Regions from separate parts of the Homo sapiens genome. Here region 2 is linked to region 1. A link is an interaction called in ENCODE POLR2A ChIA-PET data of the cell type or tissue named here. Cell type or tissue: A673. All regions are shown on one strand. Each heading gives the region's core, and the rest is flanking DNA. Links, peaks and the distances in the headings are about the cores only. Region 1 overlaps AKT3 (AKT serine/threonine kinase 3). Region 2 overlaps LINC02774 (long intergenic non-protein coding RNA 2774).

Evidence for each region. ChIA-PET counts read pairs that join two places held together with the same protein. Peaks named below come from ENCODE experiments on the same cell type or tissue, not always from the same donor. Only the 100,000 strongest peaks of a DNase experiment are listed, where the experiment ranks them.
Region 2: POLR2A ChIA-PET joins it to region 1 with 10 read pairs; 3 of 35 experiments call an interaction of 5 or more read pairs at or near these places.

The regions. Positions count from the first base shown.
Region 1 is chr1:243,828,513-243,836,851 of GRCh38, forward strand. All of the region lies in intron 2 of AKT3 (AKT serine/threonine kinase 3), which reads right to left. Among named protein-coding and RNA genes, the nearest start is that of AKT3, 18 kb to the right of the region's middle. In A673, for the core only: no CTCF peak of the experiment used is centred there; no DNase peak of the experiment used is centred there.
Region 2 is chr1:243,922,603-243,930,941 of GRCh38, forward strand. The region is part of intron 1 of LINC02774 (long intergenic non-protein coding RNA 2774); the gene reads left to right. Among named protein-coding and RNA genes, the nearest start is that of LINC02774, 9.4 kb to the left of the region's middle. RefSeq lists an enhancer at 1,706-2,354. In A673, for the core only: no CTCF peak of the experiment used is centred there; a DNase peak (open chromatin) is centred at 4,399.

The DNA of each region.
Region 1 (8,339 bases), core at 313-8,312:
ACTCCTGAGATAGCAATACCAACCCTTTCTCTTCCTCCTCAGCCTACTTGACTTGAAGACATCAAGGATGAAGACCTTTATGATGATCCACTTCCCCTTGATGAAAAATAATACATTTTCTTAATAACATTTTTTCTCTTACTTCATTGTAAAAATACAGTACATTATATATAAAATGTGTGTTAATGGACTGTTTATGTTATCCGCGAGGCTTCCAGTCAACAGCAAGCTATTAGTAGTTAAGTTGTGAGGGAGTCAAAAGTGATTTGCGCATTTTTGACCGTGCAGGTGGTCTGTGCCCCTAACTCTAGTCTTGTTTCAAGCATCAGATGTACTTTGAAATTGTAGATGGACAAGAAGTAAGAATAGATTCACTAAGAGCAAGTTAAGTCAAACTAGTCACTTTTTTCGAGTTCCAGGTTCCCATGGCATGGATAAATCTCCAAGACATAGTAAGTGATTACGGTATCATTTATGTAATGTGAGGCAAAACAGAAAGATGCAATGTTTACACAGAATAAAGTGTAAAAGTCTCATTTTCTTAATTATCCCCCTTCCTATCCCTGCCTAATCTCTTCAATCCGAATCTCTTGACAAGGGGATAATACTACCTATAATTTGGCATTTTCTTCTAGTTCTTAAGTACTTCTTAAAAATTTTAGCTTTATATTGGCATGACATACTTGGCAGTGGTTATTTCTGAGAAAGAATATGGAAGAAAGGAATCACACGATACCCTATATATTTACTGCTTGGCTCTTTTAAAGGAGAATATATTACTTAGATAATACAAAATGTTTTCATCATAATGATGCTCAAAGGAAAAAGGTGAAGAGTTTGTAAGTATGACCTCAATGGTCTCCTTGAATGGGAAAAGTCTGACATATTAAACTACTTAACAACTAAAAAATTTTACAAGGCAAAAATATACCGTAACATTAAAAGGTATATTCAAACTAGAAAAATATTCACAACAAAAAAGATTAATCAAATAAAGGTATTCTCAATACACAAAAAGCTCTTACCAATAAATAAGAACATAAAATTTATACATGTTTAAGGATAGGCCTCATATTTAAAACTTAACTAAGAACAAGAATAATAATTCATTTAAGCAACGTTAAACCTCAGTAACAAAGAAATGTAAAATAAAACAGCAATACAATGGCAAAAACTAGAAAGAGTAACACCCAGCAATGGCTACGGTATAAGAAAGTAGAACCCTTCACATATTAGTGCTAGGAATGTAAACTGGTAACATCTGGACAATAAACTGACTTTATAAATGATTTATATAATCAAAACATAATAAAAGTTCCCTTAAAGAGTAAAACTGAGAAAAAGTGGCTACAGCCTTTAATCGCACCGAAGGCCCCTACAGTGACAGACTATGAGAAGAGGCTAACAGTCTCACTGTGCTTTTTCCCTGCACCGATCACATCTGCAGTAACAGATTCACTTCTGGGCACTACGCTGTAAGAGAAACATTGACAAACTGAGCTATTTCCACAGTAAGATACCAATACAGTCAGCCCTCCATATCTGTGGGTTTCCCATCTGTGGATTCAACCAACCACAGATCAAAAATATTCAGGAAAAAGAAATCATCTGTACTGAACACTTACAGACTTTTTTCTTGTCATTATTCCCTAAACAGGACAGTGTAACAACCACTTACATAGAATCTTTACATGGCATTTGCAGTGGATTAGGTAATGTAAGTAATTTAAAGATGATTTAAAGCATACAGGAGGGTGTGTGCAGGTTGTATGCAAATACTACACCATTTTATGTAAGGGATTTGAGCATCAGCAGATTTTGCTATCTCCAGGAAGTCCTGGAACCAACCCCCCGTGGATACTGGGGGACAACTGTACCGTGTATGAGAGGGCTGCAAACCGTGTCTTATAATAATTATAAACATAATAAAGAATTGAGAGCACTTTGCTTAGAAAGAGGGATTTTAGGGAAGACAGGATAGCAATCTCGAAAAATCCGAAGGCCTATAAACTGGAAAACAGAACTTGTTTTATATTGCTCAGGAGGGCAAACAAAGACCACCAGTGCTCAGAGCTGTTAAATAATGAAACAGATACAGTGCAACTTTAGTTGCCCACAATATCTAAGATAAGTGATCCATTAGAAACACAGTAGAAAAGATTCTTCTTATAGGCTTAGAAAGTTAGGTTTCATGAAATCAGAGGTACTTTACCGTTCTAAGAGTAAAGCAAAAATTACCCTTAAAATACGCATTAATCTTCCAAACCATAAAAACTACAATATTCCCAATCTTTTATTCTACTTACCTAATTTAGATACCTTATTTACTAGTCCATTCTGGGACAATCAGGGTACAACCCACTATCTTTGTCAGGAATAACCATTCAGTCAAATCTACCAATTCCTACCCTGTCAGTTCTGTTTTGCTACACAAAAATTTGACAGATATACAACATGGTTCTAGAATTCCAGTGCTGCCCTTACCGAAACTCTCTCCTGAACATTAGGCTGCTTTCATAACTGTGATCTAGTCTGTGTTTCCTACCTTGCCTCAGCTGTCCCAGTTCTAGTTCCTTGCCCTAATATCTGTGACATACTGTTATCTGAACTTCTAGAATCATTATTTTCTTCCCCATTTTTGTATCACATACTGATTAAGAGACTACCGTGCTCAAAATAATGGTGAACTGTATTTCAGAAGGAAAATTACAAACTGTACAAAATATAAAGTTGTATTAGACACAGTGCTGTCAAGGAGGTTACAATGGAAAGGAGAAATAACAGATCTATGTAATAACAAGGCAATAGAAAGTCATAAGGAGGTCAAGACAGGAAATTGTTGCAATATTATACAGACAAAAGAAATCATTCTAATTTTGTAAGACCATGATCTGGGTAAATAATTTGGCTTTGAAGGACACAGGAGATTTTTCACTTAAAAAGACAGAGGGGAAAAAACATGCCAAGCCGAAAAACTAGCATAACCAAAAACACAGAAAATTAGTGGTAGGTGCAGGGCTATCACACATCAAAAGGTAATGTGATTGATTATAAAATGCGAACACAAACTAAAGAAAGTTTCTCTATGTCAAAGGGTATAGAAACTATGGAAACAGTTACTCAAAGAGAGAAAACACAAGTTCAAGAGGTACAGCTTCTCTGCATTCTCCACTGGGAAGTAGAGCAGTGAATAATATTACTCACACAGTGTGAGGATTCCACAAGGTGGAAGATACTCCCCCTTTTCCATACTCAGAGGATTTTAAATCTTTCCACCCAAAACTTCTGAGCCCCTCCCCCCCAACAAGATACAAAATATTTTTTGAAGAAATTCAATCTATTCCTAAACGTCAAGAAAGAAACAAAATCTGAAGTATCTAAGATCAGCAAAAAAGAAATCTCAGGTACTAATCCTGGCTCTATACCTAACTTGAAATATGGCCTCAGTTTTGAAATCTGTCAGATGAATGGATATAAGACTAGAGAGGCCACCAACAGTGGCTCCTGCCTGTAATCCCAACATTTTGGGAGGCCGAGGCATGAGGACTCCTGAAGGCCAGGAGTTGGAGATCAGCCTGAGCAACATAAAAAGACTCATCCCTAAAACTAAAAAAAAAAAAAAAAAAAAAAAAAAAAAAAAAAAAAAAAAAAAGACTAGATAACTTTTAAAGTCACTTCTAGGTTGAAATTCTACATATGAGCTTAAGAAAAAGCTATCTTTCTAGATAAGTGATTCAAACTCGGTTTAAACTATTAGTTTCATACACCTCATAACTTGTAGTACTCATAATTTCTGATAAATTTTTATAAACTGTACTCCTACTTCTCACAAACTTCTTCTCCTCATAATTTAAGAATTAAATTGGAATACAGCAGTATGTGAATCATGAAGCTTAAATAAATTTGTGTATCTATACATTAAAACACATACCTAGCAAAATTTCACTTCCAGTAGTAGTATAGTAACTTGTATCAGACTAACCCTTCTATATATAAAATTATAAACTCTGTATAAAATATAAAGAATGACAATTTGAAGGCAGTAGAAAAGCTGCAAAAGCAGGCAGAAATTGAAGGAAACTGACTGTAAAGAAGGGAGCTACAAATGAGATTCGCACTGATGTGGCTTTTTACTCAAGGCGCTCTCCCATTCCTTGAAACTAGAGTGGAATGGCTAGAACTCAGAAAGTCTTACTAGTTTGAAGAGACAGAGTTCAGAGCTGCCAAAATAGCTGGAAAGTGAGAGGGAGATCTCAGTACAGCACGTTACTGTACTGAATACTGTAGGCAATTGAAACATGTTAAGTATTAGTGTATCTAAACATATCTAAACATAGAAAAGGTACAGTAAAAATATGGTATTATAATCTTATGGGACCACCATCATTAGCAATCTGTTATGGACCAAAACATCATTATATGGCTGTATTTGTCCATTTTCATACTGCTATAAAGAACTGCCTGAGGCCGGGCGCAGTGGCTCACACCTGTAAATCCAGCACTTTGGGAGGCTGAGATGGCTGGATCACCTGAGGTCAGGAGTTCGAGACCAGCCTGGCCAACATGGTGAAACCCCGTCGCTTAATGAAAATACAAAAATTAGCCAGGCACAGTGGCACACACCTATAGTCCCAGAGGCTGAGGCAGGAGAATTGTTTGTACCTGAAAGGCAAAGGTGGCAGTGAGCCAAGATCACACCACTGCACTTCAGCCTGGGTGATAGAGCAAGACTCCATATCAAAAAACAAACAAACAAAAAAAACCTGCCAGAGACTGGGTAATTAACAAAGGAAAGAAGTTTAATTGACTCATAGTTCAGCATGGCTAGGGAGGCTTCAGGAAACTTACAATCATGGCATAAGGTGAGGGGGAAGAAGGCACCTTCTTCACAGGGCGGCAGGAAGGCCGAGTTAAAGGGGAAGAACCCCTTATAAAACCATCAGATCTCATGAGAACTCGATAACACGAGAACAGCATGGGGGAAACTGCCCCCGTGATTCAATTACCTCCGCCTGGTCTCTCCCTTGACACGTAGGGATTACAATTTTTAAGATGAGATTTGGGTAGGGACACGAAGCCTAACCATATCAATGGCACATGACTATATAAGGAAACAGCAAGTCAAAATAACAACAGGTGACTTTTCATCAGAAACCATGGCAGCCAGAAGAAAATGAAATGACATATTTAAAATGATAAAAAAACCACAATTATCAAATTAGAATCCTATATACAATTTAAAAAATCCTTCAAAAATGAAGATGAGCCCAGCCACAGTGGCTCACACCTGCAATCCTAGCACTTTGGGAGGAAAAGGTGGGAGGATCGCTTGAGGCCAGGAGTTTGAGACCAGCCTGGACAACATATTGAGACTCCATCTCTATAAAAAAATAATTTAAAAATTAGCCGGCCACATATACGATTTTTAAAACTGTATATAGGATTCTAATTTGATAGTTTGGATTCTAATTTGAGCCACTGTGGCTGGGCTCATCTTCATTTTGAAGGATTTTTTAAATTGTACAGGATTCTAATTTGATAGCTGGTGGGAATGTAAATTAGTTCAGCCGCTGTGGAAAGCAGTTCAGCAATTTCTCAAAGAACTTAAAACAGAACTACCATTAGACCCAGCAATTCCATTATTGAAAATATGACCAAAGGAATATAAATCATACATGTATCATAAAGACACATGTACACATATGTTCATCACAGCACTACTGACAACAGAAAAGACACAGAATCAACCTAAATGCTCATCAACAGCAGACGAAAATGTGGTACATACACACCATGGAATATTATGCAGCCATAAAAAAAGAATGAGATCATGTCCTTTGCAGCAACATGGATGGAGCTGGAGGGTATTACCTAAGTAAACTAATGAAGGAGTAGAAAACCAAATATTACATGTTCTCACGTGTAAATGGGAGGTAAACACTGAGTACACATGGACAATGTATACTCGATGTTTCAAGAACACGCTGAGGGTGTACTTTGTGTACACATTGAGTACACATTTGAGTACACACTGTACTTTAGAGAGTATACACTGAGAGTGTATTTTGAGGGTGGAGGGTGGGAGAAAGGTGAGGATCTTAAAACTACCTATAGGGTACTATGCTTATTACCCGGATGACGAAATAATCTGTATACCAAACCCCCTCAACACGCAATTTACCCATATAACATCTAACCAATAATGTATTCTGGAAACTAAAAGTTTAAAAAAAAAAGCTAAGGAAAAGTTCTTCAGGTGAAAAAAAATATCAGACAGAAAATGAAATCTATAGGAAAAAAATTTTTTAACTGAAAATAGGTATATAAGTGTAAATGACCATACTTTTCCTGCTCTTTTTCAAAAGACGTATGAATAAGGCAAAAAATATATAACATTATAACAGAGTTTATAACATGGTGATATACTATACAGGAGAACAACAGCACAAGGCACTCTCAGAAGTGGGGGCAAATATAAATATAGCATTGGAAGAGTCTTATATTTTATATGGAGCAGTAAAATACTAACCCTACATAGACTGTAATAAATTAAGAATGAATATTGTAATCTCAAGAATAGAGTTCCTCAACCTCAGCACTACTAACATTTTGAACTGGAAATTTTTTTGCCATGGGATACTATTCCGTCCATTATAGAACATTCAGCAGCATATCTGGCCTCTACCCACTAGATGCCAGTAGCAATCCCACCCCCACATCATTTCAAACATGTCTCCAGACATTGCCAAATGTCCTCTGGGGACCAAAATCACCCTGGTTGTACTTTAGAGAGTATACACTGAGGATGTATTTTGAGGGTGGAGAGTGGGAGAAAGTGAGGATCTTAAAACTACCTATAGGGTACTATGTTTATTACCTGAATGACGAAATAATCTGTATACCAAACCCCTACAACATGTTATTTATCCATATAACAAACCTGTACATGTATTCTGTATTCCACTACCTTAGAACAATACCTAAAAAAGCAATGCAAGCTAAAATGATGACAGAACTGTTTATCAAAGGTTTTTCCTTGGCTCACCTAAGGAGCCTCTTTAGAAAACTCCCTCTAAATCACTTCGGTCCCCACCAAGAAATTTTAATACCAAAGATATATCTGTTTATATAATGTGATTGGAGAGCCACAAACAATTGTAATATAAAAGGATATTCTGTACCCTTTTCCAAGAACCTATGATTGCCCTATAGGAGAATTACCACTCCTGTTGAGAATGCATACTGTTAGTGGAATATACTGAAAAAAATTCAATTAACTCAAAAGAAGATAAGAAAGTATGAAGAGAGGTATTTTTTTAAAAAAATAACAGTATGCCTAAGTTCAACCACACCAACAATAACATTAACTATAAATTTTTAAATTGCTTTAAAATAAGACACATAAATAACAAGCCAATAGGAGAGATAAAATAGGATACTGAAAAGATACTAAATCCTAACAAAGGCAAAAAAATAGGGAAAAGATACAAAGAACACATGACACAAACAGAAAACTCAATCATATCAATAATTACATTAAATATGACTGGCCTAAAAACTCCCATTTAAAAGGTAAAGATTGTCAAATTAGATTTTTTAAAAAAGACACGACCCAAACATATGCTGTCAACGAGAGAAACAGTTTAAATACAAAACAAAGACTAAATATAATAGGACAGTTGAAAAGATACAAGATGCAAACACTAATCATAAAAAATCAGGAGTTACTATATTAATATCACACAAACTGAATTCCAAGATAAAGAGTGTCACTTGAGAAAAAGGTGAACATTTCATAAGGATAAAAGAAGCAATACATCAAGAAGATATAACAACAAAAAAGCCTCTAATAATAGAGCTTCAAAATATATAAAATTAAAAAGGTAGGACTAAAGAGAGAAACAGATAAATTCACAATCATAGCTGGAGACTATAACACTGAGTCACAGAACTAGAGGAAAAAAAAAAAACGAGTCAGTGAAGACATAGAAGACTATGACCCATTACCAATCATCTTGACTAGATATTTATAACACTATACCCCCAAAAAATAAAATACAGACAGACCAAATGATAAGACCACATAATGGATCATTTAAAAAATCATTAAAAAGTTGGCTGGGTGCAGTGGCTCAGGCCTGTAATCCCAGCACTTTGGAAGGCCAAGGCGGGTGGATCACCTGAGGTCAGGAATTCAAGACCAGCCTGACCAAAATGGAGAAACCCTGTCTCTACTAAAAGTAGAAAATTAGCCAGGCATGGTGGCACATGACTGTAAATCCCAGCTACTCAGGAGGCTGAGGCAGGAGAATCAACTTGAATCCAGGAGGCGGAGGTTG
Region 2 (8,339 bases), core at 308-8,307, 94 kb after region 1:
TTTCCTTTCCTTGACACCACCAGTGATAAGTATCCAAGGACATGGAGGTCCTGGTCACAAATTAGCGCTCAGAAGACAGATTGAGGGGCCGGCAGCAAAAAGATGCTTGGAGTCTGGGGCGTTGTCAAATGGCAGAGAATTAAAGAGGAGTAACTAGTTTATTAAACAGGTCAGAACTTCTCAAGAGGCAGGTAGAAGCAGACTTCATTTTCACCCCAGTGATCCCACTGAACTTACTCTATGACCTCACTCTAACTTGCTCTTTGGAAGAAGTCTTGGTCAGATCACATAACCTTGGTGGTTATTATTTGTTTCTTTGTTTCCAATTTTTAAAAAAATTGTGGTAAAATATGTGTAACATAAAGTTTACCATTTTAACCATTTTTAAGTAGATTCACATCATTGTACAGCCGTCCCCACCACCTGTCTTCAGAACTCTTTCCATCTTCCCAAACTGAAACTCTGCACCCACGACCCACTAGCTGTCCATTCTCCCCTCCCCCAACCCTCGGCAACCACCATTCTACATTGTTTCTATGAATTTGACCATGTACTTCATATAAATGGAACCATACAATGTTTGTCCTTTTGTCACTGGCTTATACTACTTAGCATAACGTCCTCAAGACTCATCCATGTTGTAGTGTGTGTTGGAATTTCCTTCTTTTTTAAGGCCAAATCATATTTCACTGTAGGTTTGTATCACATTTTGTCTGTCCTTTGATCTGTCGTTGGATACATGGGTTGCTTCCACCTTTCGGCTATTGTGAACCCTGCTGATGTGAACATGGGTGTGCAAATGTCTTTATTCAAGTTCCCTGCTTTCCATTCTTTTGGGTGTATACCCAGAAGTGGAATTGCTGAATCATATAGTAATGCTATTTTTAACTTTTTGAGAAACCGCTATACTGTTTTCCACCGAAGCTGTGCCATTTTACATTCCTGGATCGTTATTCTCAGAGAACCAAAATCCCAGTCCAGTCTGACAATCATATGTCTCTGGTTCAGCCTGGTGCAATTTCAAAATGTGATATTTTTATCATACAACAGCTTCTCTCCTCCGCAGCTTGGGCCTTCTTTCTACTTAGAAACCCGCCAGGGAGGAACACGGCCGGCTCATTTTCCCTCCTTGCTTTCCCTCATCTCACGCTCACTGGCTGGCTGCTTTGGCTCCCCAGGGTCAGGCACTGGGTGGGGTGCAGGGAGTTAGGGACACCATTGACGTCTGGCAGTGGTCCCTTCTGGGTGGGACCGATGTCCAAAATGACTGTCTCTCCTTGAGTCCCTTTGCGAGTTTCTCAGAAATCCTTTCTCCAGCTATTGGGGAGACTGAGGCAAGACTGCTTGAGCCTGGGAGGTCAAAGCTGCAGTGAGCTATGATTGCACCACTGCACTCCAGACTGGGCAACAGAGCAAGACCCCATGTCTTTAAAAAATTCCTTCTTGGAATCTGTTTCTGGCAATGCTTTTCCTCTGGCTATGTGTTTGTGGGTCATGCTCAGCCCCTGGGATCCTAGCAATCTGTCCCTGTGCAGGGGGATGTCTGTTCCTCCAGAGGGTCCTTGTAGGTAGAGTCTTTTTTTTTTTTTAATGGCACCCCAAGGCCAGCCCTTTTGTGCTGTGGGTAGAAGTGTAGCTTCCTCCCTATGAAGTCTTTCCTCTGGTTGCTCTGCCAATGCTAGTCAGACTCCTGTGTTTAGATGTGTACCCTGGAAGAGCCGGTTACCAGCTCCTCTTTCTCCTAAATTCCAGAGGACCCGTGTCAAGCTGCTGGTATGGATTTCTTGAAGTCTGCTCTTACTCAGGCTTAGTGTGGGGCAACCACACCCTTCCTCTCCTGTGAGCTGCAGTGATTACTGGTGACTTTCTAATACACAGTCCTTCTTGCCCTTCTTCTCCTCCCCTAGAAGCCTCCAGGTTGGTGACGGTGGTGGGCTCATGCTAGCAGAATCAGATTCACAGTCCCCTGTTTTTCTTACAAAGGTGAACTAGTGTCTTCCTCCAGGGCAGCGTTTCTCAAACACAGCCCTACTGACATTTGGGGCCAGAAAATTCCATGCTGTGAGGCCTGCCCCGTGCATTTCAGGATGTTTAGCAACATCCCTGGCCTCTGCTCACTAATTTCCAGTAGTATCACCTCCGGTTGTGACAACCAAGAATGTCTCCAGACATTGTGAAATACCTCTTGGAGGGCAAAATTGCTCCCGGTTGAGGAGCACTGCTGTGGTGTCTTGAGCTGCTTTTGGCCTTTGGCATTCCACAGAGCCCCCTTTTGTTATTCTGTGGTAGATGGCTTCTGATATACGGGAGCTACAGCCAGGCTGCAGGCAGACCCTGAGGAGACTTGCAGGAAGCTAAATTGAAGTCGTTTCTGTTTACTGCCATCTTCTTGTCTCTTTAGAAAATTCTTGTTTATGTGTTGCAACCTCGCCTTAGCTGTAACCCAGGAGGTCAAAAAGCAGGTGACATGGGCACACGGGGAGGGAATGCAGCCCCTCTGCCAACCTGCCCCGGCAAGGCCAGCCTTGGCTGTGGGGCGGTTGATAATTAGTGAGCCTTCGCAGAGAACAATAACCTGGGCTTCCAAATCCTGCTGCCTCTTCCTACAGGGAGAACCTCCCTTCTTTGTTAACCTAGGCAGATTTGGATTTCTTTCCTTTTTTTTTTTTCTTTTTTAAGGAAATCAGCAGTTTCCTTATTATGTTCTATTGGGATTGGACAAACCCTAAGAGCCAGGGTGTGGGAGCTGAGCTGTTTGAGCCTGTCCTGCTTCAGGTCAGGTTTGTTTTTGGTACAGAGCTGGGCCCTGCACTGGGGAAGGGGAGGAAAGTAGCTGTTATTGACTGGACAGTCTGATAGGAACCCTTCTTTCAAAGAAGATTGTATGTGTGTATGTGTGTGTGTGTGTGTGTGTGTGTTTCCCAACTAAGTGTATCGGTTGCTCATGGGCAATAAATGAGTAAGGGACCCTCTTGGGCTTCCCAGCCTAGTCGCAAGCCCCCATAGTGAGTGCTCAGCTCTGGCCTCTGGCCCCAGTCTCTGTTGCCCTCGAGAGCGCTTGGCCAGGGAACTTGTCTTGCTCTTGGCAGCTCTGATCCCAGAGGCCAAAGTCACAGCTTTAACAATATAATCCTGAATATAGGAGCCATAAGCAGACTTACCTACATTTCTGTACTTTTAGTGAAATAGAAGTATAGGATGAGTAGATGTACAAGTAAAAGATTATCAAACATGAGAGGTGATAGGAGAGAAGGCTCAGAAACAAACAAAAGAGTAAGAGACAGATGCTGCCAGAAGCAAAATTACATACATAGACCAACAGAAGAATGAAAAATAATAGGAAAATATATGGAAACATAAAGGAAACAGATTTGAAATATAATATCCCACCTGGTGTGCAGCTACTTTACATGAGCCATTCTTGAGAAGTTTCAAGGAAGCGCCATGGGATGGAAGCGTTTTGGAGAATGAGGAGGAGGTGACCTGGCCTACTGAGATAGACGTCGGGATAGGGTTCTGTGCCTATGCAATAGCCATTTGCCCATAATTTCCCCCGCCACCCCCCACCTCCAGCAGGTATTGGGCAAAGATTTTATTCCAGGAGTGAATCATGATGGGCCTGAACTTATTTTCGTTGTGTTAAGTGATTGATCTGGGTATGGCCATGAGACCCAGTGCAGCCAATAAGATGCAAAGAGAAGTCTACAGAGGGCTTCCCTTCCTGAATCCAAAGGGAGCCCAGCAAGGGCAAAATGTTTTTGCCTCTGCCCAGTTCTCGCTTGCTGGGGATGCCCGTGAGAGAATACGATACCGGAAGCTTTGTTAGCTAACTTTGGACTCTGAGCTGACAAATATTAGAATGAAAAACCAATCCACAGAGCATGGTGGAACAGAGGCACAGGAACAGTCTGGCCGGTGAGGGGACCCTTGAGCTGCTGAACTACCCTGCACCCACCCACCCCTCCAGACTCTCGTGAGGGCAACAGTGAATAATCCTTACCGTTAAGCCATGGCTAATTGTTTTTTTCTCCTGATCTAACACATGCTAAGCGGATGCACCAAGCAACCCCTATATTATATGTTTCCTATTTCTTTAAATGGTCTATTAAGCCAAGTTCTTAGGAAATGACTTACATTTTTCTTTAAAAAAAAAAAAAAACTTAAAAAAATCCTGAGAGCTAAGTAAAAGGTTATGGAAAAATAGAATTCTTTACAAAAATAACACACTGCATACATATTTGCTTGATATTGTGAGAACCGCTCAGGCTTAGAGAAACATTTTTTAATGTCTGGTGTTGTTGATCTTGGACATGGTTATCTTGCTCTCTGTCAAATGCTGGATTCCCACCGAGAAGCAGCCACTTACTTTTCCCTCGCTTTTTGTTCTGATGATGCTAGCGATCCCTTGTATGACAGACACAGAAAAGAATGCAGGACACAAATGGGGGAATGCATTCAACTCACATAAGAATTTAATGAGTCAATCCAGATTACAAACCCCTCACTGGCAAGGTTATATCTTTGTAGTGATTTGTTCTCACCTCCTTCTATTGTTGTTTACTTTCTCTATGCCAACAACAGTAGTCAGAGATTAGAGTGACTCTCGCCATTCATCAATAGAGGTTCAGTGGCCTGAGGTTTCGAGCTGTGGCTTTTGTTCCAGCTAGATATTTTCATGTAGTTTAAATTAATAAAACATGAAGGAATTTCCAGTATAATGCATGTGCACTGCTTTGCTCTTTGACTGCATATTAAGTGTATGCATATGTCGTCCTTCTAAGGAAATAGAATCACACAGCTCTAAGCTTTAACTTGCTGTCCAGGTTCCCATTTGATTCTCCCTCTATTTCTTTTTTTAGGAGAAAATATGTAATAAAAACAGGGACAAGAACTTTGGTTTTTCTTGTTGCTAATAACAGAGAATTACCAGAGCAGCTCTTTCTCTCGTCCTTCATCATGGGAAAGAATGATGCTAGCAATGCCTGGGACTGAAGGTCACGCTGCCTGGCTTTGTGGGGACAGATGGCCATTGCTCATCATGTTAGCAAGGAGCTTGATGCTCACTTCTGGACATCAGCTGCTCACTATGTATATTAAGTGATAATTTAGCTTCAGGTGGCACTGACCCTGGTGCTGTCTCATCTCCTGCCACCTTAATGGGAAATATTCAGACAGCAGTACCTTACTTGCCAGTCTTCCATTATGAAACACAAGCAGACTCTTTCATATACCAAATAATGATAATAATACGTACTATTGCGTCTTATCATTTGGATTTTGCTTCGCCACCTAGACATTCTTAATTCAGAAGTCCAAGGGACAATTTTGTAAGTTATATGAAAAACAAACCACCTTGTGAAAACAAAGCAACAGGAGCCACGGGGCTGAGGTGGGTGGGAAGGAGCAGAGCATGGCAGGGGTTGAGGCAAGGCCGCTTTCATCAAGAGCTGGACCATCACTAGGATTCAGAAGAATATGAACTTCTTTGGTTTTGGGGCTTTACTGAGAAGTTCTCTGCTTCTAAAGTAGCTTACAGTTCTCTGAAGCAGCTGCATCATTAATTCTCATTGAATTCCTATAAAGTCAATGCCTTCATGGGTAAGTGGAAGAGCCAGGCTCCCAGCGCCAGCCAGCTCTTCTTAGATGTTTGTTAACCCCAGGGTCCCACTTAGATGGTCCTAGAAACATTTATTTTATTTTATATATATATATATTTTTACCACATTCCGTGATGGTCTGGGTACAGTATCTACTATATATATTATATAGTACCGGACAAAATATTGAATCAGGCTATGGAAAATATGGATAGGATTGGAGGACCACAATCCAAAAATCATAAAATCTTACACTTCTGCTAAAATGGACTGACAAATTTGGATCTCAGTTTCTTGGTTACCAGAGGAAAATGGGAAATATGGTAAATTGTAAAATTAAGGAACATATTCTCAACTTCAGAATTCAAATTTTCATACAGAAAAAAGCATGCCGCTTTTTAAAAAGATGCAAATTTTTCCTGACTCTCAGGTCTTCATAAGAGTTCTGGCTTGTGACCAGGTGCGGTGGCTCACACTTGTAATCCCAGCACTTTGGGAGGCCAAGGTGGGCGGATCACCTGAGGTCAGGAGTTTGAGACCAGCCTGACCAACATGGTGAAACCCTGTCTCTACTAAAAATACAAAATTAGCCAGGCATGGTGGCACACACCTGTAATCCCAGCTACTCGGGAGGTTGAGGCAGGAGAATCACTTAAACCTGGTAGGCAGAGGTTGCAGTGAGACGAGATCGTGCCATTGCACTCTAGCCTGGGCAACAAGAGCAAAACTCTGCCTCAAAAAAAAAAAAAAAAAAAAAAGAGTTCTGGCTTGCATCTTTTCTTTTTTGTGATGAATTCTTGCTCTGTCACCCAGGTTGGAGTGCAGTGGCATGATCTTGGCTCACTGCAACTTCCATCTCCTGAGTTCCAGTGATTCTCCTGCCTCAGCCGCCCGAATAGCTGGGATTACAGGGGTGCACCACCATGGCTGGCTAAGTTTTGTACTTTTAGTAGAGACGGGGTTTCACCATGTTGGCCAGGCTCGTCTCAAACTCCTGACCTCAGGTGATCTGCCCGCCTCCCAAAGTGCTGGGATTATAGGCATGAGCTACCACACCCAGCCTGGCTTGCCCTTCATAGGCCACAGATACTCATGTAATAGGCAACAGGCAATAACTTTACCAATAAATCCATTAAAAGGTTTCCTGCTGTGTGCATACAGCTATATCCACAAGTCTGAAGTACTCTTGAGCCCATGCCATGGTGTGCCTTGCGGAAGCCATTTCTTCCACTCTGTTGTATGGGCTTAGATCTTCGTATGCCAGTTCTAGAGTTCTAGGGAAGCATTTGCCTTCAACTATGTTGCAGAAGACTCACTCCCTTTCCAGGCCAGATATGTGCAGAATCTTGCATGCTCCCTTTTTCTTTCCAGAAGCATCTCTACGAAGCTTTCCTGACTGATTTTCTCAGATATGCCCTCATACAGGATTTAAAAGGCAGGGGTGGGCCTGAGAAAATCTCACCCTAATCATTGTAGAGCTGTGACCAGAGCAGCAAATAAAGACATAGTCAGTGACTTCCCTAGCTCAGTCCCCAGGCTTAAAAAAGCCAGGCTTGTTTTTTTGTTTTTTTGTTTTTTTCCCCTAGACCATGTTATTAACCATAGACTCATCATGATGCCTGCTAATTTGCTTCTAAGTTATAAGGAAATACCTGTGGGAAGCAACTGAAATTCAGTTGTATATTCAACGTACTGAAGAAGGAATTCTGTTAAAGAAGGAGGCCCCCTTGGAAAAGGGGCTTTTCCAATGTCTATATAACAAATGGTGGAGGTAGAAATTTCTTTGATGGATGATGAGTACACATGGGTGCCCTTCTCAGCAGATATGGTTAAGGCCTTCCCTCCAGGGATGGACTAGGATAATGGGAAATTATTTTATATTTGCTAAATGCTTTCTACTTTGCAAAGTTCATGCAAACACATGATCTCATTTGATTTTCACAACGTACCTGAAAAGTCAACAATTATCACTCTCATTCCTGATGAAGAAACTGGGGCTCAAAGAGATTACGTGGCCTGTGTAAGCTTCTGAGCTAGAATTTTCCTCAAACTGTTAAATTCCCGAGGGCCTGCCAACTAGCCAGGTTTTGCAAAACAGACAAGGAGTGGTACTAAGCAGAGTTCCTCCATTCAATCCCAAATTCGTTTAACACATACCTCTGTGCTTTGGTGTCCTCATCTGCAAAATGGGAATAACATGATGTATCTCACACTCAGAGAATGTGGTGCAATTCGAGCCCTACCTGTGCCTGGCGTCTAGATCTAGATGGTGTTCAAGGAAAGTTTGCTATCATTGTGTCTTCGTTTCTTTCCTTACTGGTTGCCAACCTCCACCTTTGAATCTTGCTTGCTTGCTTGCTTACAGGGCCTCGCTCTGTTGTCCAGGCTGAAGTGCAGTGGTGGGATCTCAGCTCACTGCAACCTCTGCCTCCCATGTTCCAGCGATTCCCCTGCCTCGGCCTCCAGAGTAGCTGGGATTACAGGCACCTGCCACTACGCCTGGCTGATTTTTATACTTTTAGTAGAGACGGGGTTTTGCCATGTTGGCCAGGCTGGTCTCGAACTCCTGACCTCAAGTGAGGCACCCACCTAGGCCTCCCAATGTGTTGGGATTACAGGCGTGAGCCACCATGCACCCTGCTGGAATCTTTCTTTCTGCTTCTCTCTTGAAGGCCTTTCTTATTCTAAGTTTTACCCAGTGGCATCCTGTGGAATATTAGAGACAATAGTCATCCCAGGAGT